Linked DNA regions of Homo sapiens: region 2 is linked to region 1. Evidence: chromatin contacts called from ENCODE Hi-C or POLR2A ChIA-PET data. All regions are on one chromosome and are shown on one strand. The core of a region is the stretch at or near the end of the contact, and the rest is flanking DNA. Distances in the headings are between cores, read along the strand shown.

Evidence for each region. A loop is a pair of places that touch in the nucleus more often than their neighbours do. ChIA-PET counts read pairs that join two places held with the same protein, here RNA polymerase II (POLR2A). Pooled maps may share reads with other maps.
Region 2: a loop to region 1 is called in a pooled map, with 11 times the contacts of the local background. The contact joins the promoter of TOR1B here to the promoter of SLC27A4 in region 1. A Hi-C loop is called at or near these places in 1 of 168 maps with a recorded cell type or tissue (K562) and 3 of 50 pooled maps. POLR2A ChIA-PET finds 5 or more read pairs at or near these places in 2 of 52 experiments (B cell and naive thymus-derived CD8-positive, alpha-beta T cell).

The regions. Positions count from the first base shown.
Region 1 is chr9:128,338,724-128,342,606 of GRCh38, forward strand. It overlaps SLC27A4 (solute carrier family 27 member 4), which reads left to right and starts at 1,804. Exons shown (of 13, transcript NM_005094.4): 1 at 1,804-2,115. TRR-TCT3-1 (tRNA-Arg (anticodon TCT) 3-1) reads right to left here and starts at 1,443; the gene lies at 1,353-1,443. It also overlaps the pseudogene TMSB4XP4. RefSeq lists silencers at 1,181-1,822, 1,451-1,860, 1,931-2,330 and an enhancer at 2,967-3,146.
Region 2 is chr9:129,801,515-129,805,397 of GRCh38, forward strand. It overlaps TOR1B (torsin family 1 member B), which reads left to right and starts at 1,670. Exons shown (of 5, transcript NM_014506.3): 1 at 1,670-1,897; 2 at 2,559-2,824. The coding sequence starts at 1,699. RefSeq lists silencers at 1,750-1,879, 1,940-2,059.

The DNA.
Region 1 (3,883 bases), core at 554-3,053:
CGAACTCAATGCTCATGCCCATACCACTGCACATTCTGCCTCCTGATGGTGATACCCATGAAGGATGTGGTGCTGGAATTTACTCAAGTCCCCAAAAGGAGGCACCCTATATTCCAGAAGAAATAGGTCCAAATCCTTATCAGACCAAAATTTCATCTTTATTTTTATTATTATTAGTTTTCTGAGACAGGCTCTCACTGCTCTGTTGCTCAGGCTGGAGTGCAGTGGCCCAATCTCGGCTCACTGCAACCTTTGCCTCCCGGGTTCAGTGATTCTCTTGCCTCAGCTCCTGAGTAGCTAGGATTACAGACGTGCACCACCACGCTCGGCTAAGTTTTGTATTTTTAATAGAGACAGGGTTTCGCCCTGTTGGCCAGACTGGTCTCGAACTCCTGACGTCATGTGATCTGCCCACCTCAACCTCCCAAAGTGCTGGGATTACAGGCATGAGCCACTGTGCCCAGCTTATTTTTATTTTTTGAGACACGGTCTTACTTTGTTGCCCAGGGTGGAGTTTAGTGGTGCAATCACAGCTCACTGCAGCCCCAAGTTCCAGAGCTCAAGCAATCCTCCCACCTCATCTTCCTGAGTAGCTGGGAGTACAAGCAAGAGCTACCTGGCTAATTTTTTTTTTTTTCCTGTAGAGGCAGAGTCTCACTATGTTGCCCAGGCTGGTCTTGAACTCCTGGCTGAAGTGATCCTCCTGCCTCAGCCTCCAAAAGTGCTGGGATTACAAGCTTGAGCCACCACGCCAGTCCCAGAATCTTTTTTTTTTTTTTTTTTTTTTTTTTTTTTGAGATGGAGACTTGCTCTGTCGCCCAGGCTGGAGTGCAGTGGCGCAACCTCGGCTTACTGCGACTTCCGCCTCCCAGGTTCAAGCAATTCTCCTGCCTCAGCCTCCCAGGGATCTATTAATGTTTAAGGACAAGTGGCAACTGTGGATGCCCAACATGGTTACTTAACAAGAAACCAATTTTTCAGAGGCCAAGAGTCCCAACAGGGCCGAGAATCTGGCCACTCGCCTATGGCTCTGGAGGTGGCATGACAAATAAGGGTGGCATGACAAATATAGGTTAACTGATTTGTTGCAGGGACCAGAGATCATAGATGGTGAAGTTAACTAAGGGCCTCCAAATCCGTGTCCTTTGTGCCAACAGGTGTGCCAGGCTGCTCACAAGACACCATGGTACGAGAAAGGATTTCTCGTAGTCACCTAGACACCAGGTTTATGGCTGTGTCGCAGCAAAGTTGGGTGTGACTTATGATTTTCGTTCTGAACCTTATTTGTTAGATAGGTCCTGGAGTCCTTAAAACACGCAGGTGAAAGTCAGGGAGTAGGAGCCATCAAAATTCGACTCTGGTGGGACTCGAACCCACAACCTTTGAATGACCACACTAGGCTCAGCTAGAAGTCCAATGCGCTATCCATTGCGCCACAGAGCCGGCTGCGGAACCCGGCCGCCCCGCTCACCTCTGCCTGAAACCGCCCTCTTAGCGAGCTTCTAGGTGTGGTGCTGGGTGTTTGCTGAACTCGGCCGGGGCCCGAGAGCGTGCTCCGGGTTTTCGGCTGTGGTGTGGACTGGGGTGCTCTTCCTACATCCGGGCGCTGGGGACAGCAGGGGGCAAGGGCCGGGGTCGGCAGGGAGGAAGGGCCGGGGTGAAGCCCGCCTGTCTCCTCGCGGACTCGGGGGTCTCCTCGGCTGGGTGGGGCCGCGCGGCGTGGACTACAACTCCCAGCGTGCCGCGCGGCGGCGCCGCCCGAAGCCGTTGCGCGAGCAGGGCGGGCTGGGGCCGAGCGGCGTCAGGCGCGCTGGGGCTGCGCTGCGCCGCCGGCTCTGTGGCTTGCCGGCTTCGGGGAAGGTGCGGCAGGCGGTGCTGCGGCCTGGCACAGCAGGTTTGGGGTGCGGGAGGCGGGCGGGGTAGGAGCGCGGCGGGCGGGGCCGGGCGGCGGGCGGGGCTGGCGGGGCGGCCGGGCCATGCAGGGCGCAGAGCCGGCTAAACCCTGCTGAGACCCGGCTCCGTGCGTCCAGGGGCGGCTAATGCCCCTCACGCTGTCTACGCTGCTGCAACCGGGCCGCATCTGGACGGGGCGCCGCGCGGCGGAGCCGACGCCGGGTGAGCATAGACCGGGCTGGTGGGTTCCCGGGTGGGGACATGTGCCAGGCCGAGTCGGGCGAGGTGGCGGTGCGGACCCCAGGTGGGGGGCGCGCCCTGCGGCGCTATTTCCCCGACAGACGCACTGTTACCTTGCTGTCTAGGGGCGAGGGCGGCACGCGTGACCCGGGACAGGGGCCCGAGGGAACTAGTCACCCTCTTCTGGCCTCTTCTTGCCCCAGCCTTCCAGGACAGGTTCCTGCCCCTCTGCTATGGCGGGCTATGGGAGGCCAGAGATCTGAGGACCCTGGACCCTGGCGTTGGGGTTGAGGACTCTGGTTCAGTTCCCCCGCCCCCGGCTTTTGCTTTTCGCGAGGGGGAGGGGGAGATGGTCTCCCAGGGCTTCTTGTGGTCCAGACCATTCCCTTTTCCTGGCTTGGAGGCTCTCAGGCCATTTCACATTTGTGACCTTCATCTACTCCCAAGAACAGGAAAACTCGGAGAAAAACAGTCCCATCAGATGTCCCCTTGATCGAGTCCTCAAAGCTCCAGGAATAGAACCCAAGAGTCCTAGCTCAACCCAGCCCCTGAAGCACAGTCAAGTCATTCGCCTTCCCCTAAGCCCTAGACCCCAAAGATTCATCCGAGTGGCTGTGTGTGTCTGTGTGATGGGTGGTGGTGTCTTCAAGGTCCTCCTCGCCTCCCTCAATCAGCTTTGCCCCCTGGGCGGTCACCTTTCAAGCACTTCCAGGCTCTAACTCGTTTTCTGGGTCGCCCTCTATAGACCAACAGACGCACTGCGATACCTGAGTCTATGGGCAGGGACCAAGCAGGGCTCCTTTTCCAGGGAGCTGCCCCTTTGACTTGGCCTGGTCATCCACAGAACCTCCCTGGGTTCTGGGTGGGGAGTCGAGCCAGAGACTTTTTTTTTCTTTTTTTGAGACGGAGTCTCGCTCTGTCTCCCAGGCTGGAGTGCAGTGGCACAATCTCGGCTCAATGGAACCTCCGCCTCCCGGGTTCAAGCAATTCTTCTGCCTCAGCCTCCTGAGTAGCTGGGGTTACAGGTGTGTGCCACCATGCCTGGCTAATTTTTGTATTTTTAGTAGAGACAGGGTTTCACCATCTTGGTCAGGGTGGTCTCGAACTCCTGACGTCATGATCCGCCTGCCTCGGCCTCCCAAAGTGCTGGGATTACAGGTGTGAGCCACCACTGCCAGCGAGCCAGAGGCTCTTAAGTCAGTACCCACCCCCAGGCCATCCGGTTTTAGGGACCCTGGATGTCAGAAGAGTGAACTGTCATGTTTTGGCTAGAAAAGCCTCTTAGAACACGTCTCAGGACAACTCGGTGGTGGCCACTGCGCAGACCAGACTTCGCTCGTTCTCGCATGCCTCGCTCCGCTTTTCCTCCGCAACCATGTCTGACAAACCCGATATGGCTGAGATTGAGAAATTCGATAAGTCGAAACTGAAGAAGACAGAGATGCAAGAGAAAAATCCACTGCCTTCCAAAGAAACGATTGAACAGGAGAAGCAAGCAAGCGAATCGTAATGAGGCGTGCACCGCCAATATGCATTGTACATTCCACAAGTATTGCCTTCTTATTTTACTTCTTTTAGCTGTTTAACTTTGTAAGATGCAAAGAGGTTGGATCAAGTTTAAATGACTATGCTGCCCCTTTCACATCAAAGAACTACTGACAACGAAGGCTGCGCCTGCCTCTCCCATCTGTCTATCTGGCTGGCAGGGAAGGAAAGAACTTGCTTGTTGGTGAAGGAAGAAGTGGGGTGG
Region 2 (3,883 bases), core at 420-2,919, 1.5 Mb after region 1:
AAGCCTTCCCTGTACCACTGTCCGATACTTCTCTGCCCACTCAGCATTGAGTCTCACCCCTTTGTCGGCCTCCCCCATAGACCGTCAGCTCTGAGAGGGCAGGGGCCAACTCCGTCCCCTCCTCTGCTGTCGTTCCTGGCATCCAGCAAGGGGCCTGCCACCTAGCGTGCTGAATGAAAGAATGGACCTCGGGATTTCAGTGTGGAAGCCTGGGCAGGTCTGTCTTGGGGCCGCTGCATCCCCAGTGCTCAGTCTAGGGCGCAGCACGGAGAGTTCGCAACTGTTTCAGGAAGAAGGCAGGCGGGTGGGCCGACCCAAGAAACGCACATTATACCTCCGGCGAAGTGAAGGGAGGGATAACAAAGCAAAGCTTGAGGGCTCCGAGAAGCTCTGAAGAAAACAAATCCAGCCATAAGCCCACTCCTGTAACCCCAGGCTTTGGAAGACGGAGGCAGGTAGATCGCTTGAGGTCAGGAGTTCGAGACCAGCTTGGGCCACATGGCGAAACCCCGTCTCTACTAAAAACACAAAAGTTGGCTGGGCGTGTTGGCGGGCACCTATAATCCCAGCTACTCCAGCAGCTGAGATGGGAGAATCGCTTGAACCTGGGAGGAAGAGTTTGCAGCGAGCCGAGATCCTGCCACTGCGCTCCAGCCGGGGCGACAGAGCCAGACCCTGTCCCCAATATACATATCAGATAAGAAAAAAATATAAGAAAGTTTAAAAAAATTTTTTTTGGCTTTTTTTTGTTTTTTTTGAGACGGAGTCTCGCTCTGTCGTCCAGGCTGGAGTGCAGTGGCACGATCTCGGCTCACTGCAAGCTCCGCCTCCCAGGTTCACGCCATTCTCCTGCCTCAGCCTCCCGAGTAGCTGGGACTACAGGCGCCCGCCACCATGCCCGGCTGATTTTTTCTATTTTTCGTAGTGATGGGATTTCACTGTGTTAGCCAGGATGGTCTTGATCTCCTGACCTCGTGATCCGCCTGCCTCGGCCTCCCAAAGTGCTGGGATTACAGGCGTGAGCCGCCGCGCCCGGCCAGCCTTTTTTTTTTTTTTTGAGACAGTTTCGCTCTTGTCGCCCAGGCTGGAGTGCAGTGGCACGATCTCGGCTAACTGCAACCTCCGCCTCCTGGGTTCAAGAGATTCTCCTGCCTCAACCTCCCGAGTAGCTGGGATTACAGGCGCCCGCCACCACACCCATCTAATTTTTTGTATTTTTAGTAGAGACGGGGTTTCGCCACGTTGAGCAGGCTGGTCTCGAACTCCTGACATCAGGTGATCCGCCCGCTTCAGCTTCCCAAAGTGCTGGGATTACAGGCGTGAGCCACGGCGCCCGGCCAAAAAAAAAAAATTTTTTTTTTTTTTTTTAGATATTTTTTCACTCTTGTTGCCCAGGCTGGAGTGCAATGGCGTGATCTCGGCTCGGCCTCCCAAAGTCCTGGGATTACAGGCGTGAGCCACCGCGCCCGGCCCGAAAAAATTTTTTTAAAAGAAAAGGGAAACAAAACAGTCTCCTACACCTTCGGACCACTCCCAAGAACGATGGCACCGCCCTCCTCTCCGCCCCTCACCAACATGGCCGCCCCCAAGGGAGTGGGCGGGTCTGCGGGGCGGAAGTGACGCACGAGAGGAAGTCCGTCCTGCCGCTTGGCCGCGGGGCGCCTGGCTCAGTGGCTTCTGCGGGCTTCGAGGAGCGGGATGTTGCGGGCTGGGTGGCTCCGGGGCGCGGCGGCGCTGGCGCTGCTGCTGGCGGCCCGAGTGGTGGCGGCGTTCGAGCCCATCACCGTGGGCCTAGCCATCGGGGCCGCGTCGGCCATCACCGGCTACCTGTCCTACAATGACATCTACTGCCGCTTCGCCGAGTGCTGCCGCGAGGAGCGGCCGCTCAACGCTTCGGGTACGGCGCGCGCGCGAGCTGTGGGTCGGCGCTGCGGGGGGCGCGGGGGCGCGGGGGCGCGGAGGGACGGCCTCGTGGGCGCCTGGCACGGACCGGGCCCGTGGCATCTAGACGGCGGTGGTCCCAGCTGGGGTGGGCGGGGAGCGGATGGGGCGGCCCCGGAACCGTTCGCGGGAACGCAGAAGCGGTGCCTTCGCAAACAGTCTCCAGATCGTGGGGCTGCCCCAGCGCCTTTCTAAAGCTCCCGTTCCTTGGGATCACAGGTGGAAGAAACGGAAAGTAGGCGGGCGGCCCTTCTGCGCCCTGCCAACCCTATTAAGTAGTTTTCAGACGTGCTGCGTCGCCCAGAAAGCCCACATTTGGCCCCTGGTTTTCCTGCAGGTCAGCAAGGGTGGCTGGGATTAGCAAGCGCTCAGTCAAGCGATGGTTCATCTCTGAATGAATGAACATTTAGCTTCCTTATCAGACCCCGAAGCGTTAAGGACCTCCACATAATCTTGAAAGTGGCATCGTTTGACTGCCTCGGCCCTAGGGTGTGGCAGACACCCTGCTGTGTCCCTGGATAATCTGTGCTTCTTGCTTTGGCCAGCTAAGAAAGTGCTGCGTTGCTGATGCATTTTTAAGGTCTGTTTCTCTCTTTGTTCTGGGGCTGTTCTTGCAGCTCTCAAGCTGGATTTGGAGGAGAAGCTGTTTGGACAGCATCTAGCCACGGAAGTGATTTTCAAGGCGCTGACTGGCTTCAGGAACAACAAAAATCCCAAGAAACCACTGACCCTTTCCTTACACGGCTGGGCTGGCACAGGCAAGAATTTTGTCAGTCAAATTGTGGCTGAAAATCTTCACCCAAAAGGTCTGAAGAGTAACTTTGTCCACCTGTTTGTATCGACTCTGCACTTCCCTCATGAGCAGAAGATAAAACTGTACCAGGCAAGAGAACCCGCTATTATCTCGTCTGCAGGCCAGTCGGACTGGTCCGGGTGACCTGCTCACTAACTCTGGCCTCTGCTTCTCTTTCCTTTGTGTTGCTGTAGCCCCCGGCTCCACTGAGTTAAGGCACACTTAGTCCAGGTAGTTACAAAGCTCTCCTACAACATTTCTCTTACTTGGTTCCAAAACAGTCCAGTGGGGTAGGGGATGTTATTTCCATTAAAAGATGGGGAGCCAAGGGCCTGGCGCCGTGGCTCACGCCTGTAATCCCAGCATTTTGGGGAAGCCGAGGCGGGCGGATCATTTGAGGCCAGGAGTTTGAGACCAGCCTGGCCAACATGGTGAAACCCCATCTCTACCTAAAAGTACCAAAATTACCTGAGCACGGTGGCACGCACCTGTAATCCCAGCTACTTGGGAGGCTGAGGCAGGAGAATCGCTTGAACCTGGGTGGCAGAGGTTGCAGTGAGCTGAGATCGCGCCACCGTACTCGGTCTCAAAAAAAAAAAAAAAAAAAAGGCCTGGCACAGTGGCTCACGCCTGTAATCCCAGCACTTTCGGAGGCCGAGGGGGGCGGATCACGAGGTCAGGAGATGGAGACCATCCTGGCTAACACGGTGAGACCCCGTCTCTACTAAAAATACAAAAAATTAGCCGGGGATGGTGGCGGGCACCTGTTGTCCCAGCTACTCGGGAGGCTGAGGCAGGAGAATGGCCTGAACCCGGGAGGCGGAGCTTGCACTGAGCCGAGATCGCGCCACTGCACTCCAGCCTGGGCGACACAGTGAGACTCTGTCTCAGAAAAAAAAAAAAAAAAGAGAGATGTAGTCAGGGCCAGGTGCAGTGGCTCACGCCTGTAATCCCAGCACTTTGGGATCCGCCAAGGCGGGCGGATCACCTGAGGTCGGGAGTTCGAGACCAGCCTGACCAACATGGAGAAACCCCGTCTCTACTGAAAATACAAAATTAGCCGGGCGTGATGGCGTGCGCCTGTAATTCAAGCTACTTGGGAGGCTGAGGTTGCAGTCAGCTGAGAATGGGCCACTGCACCCCAGCCTG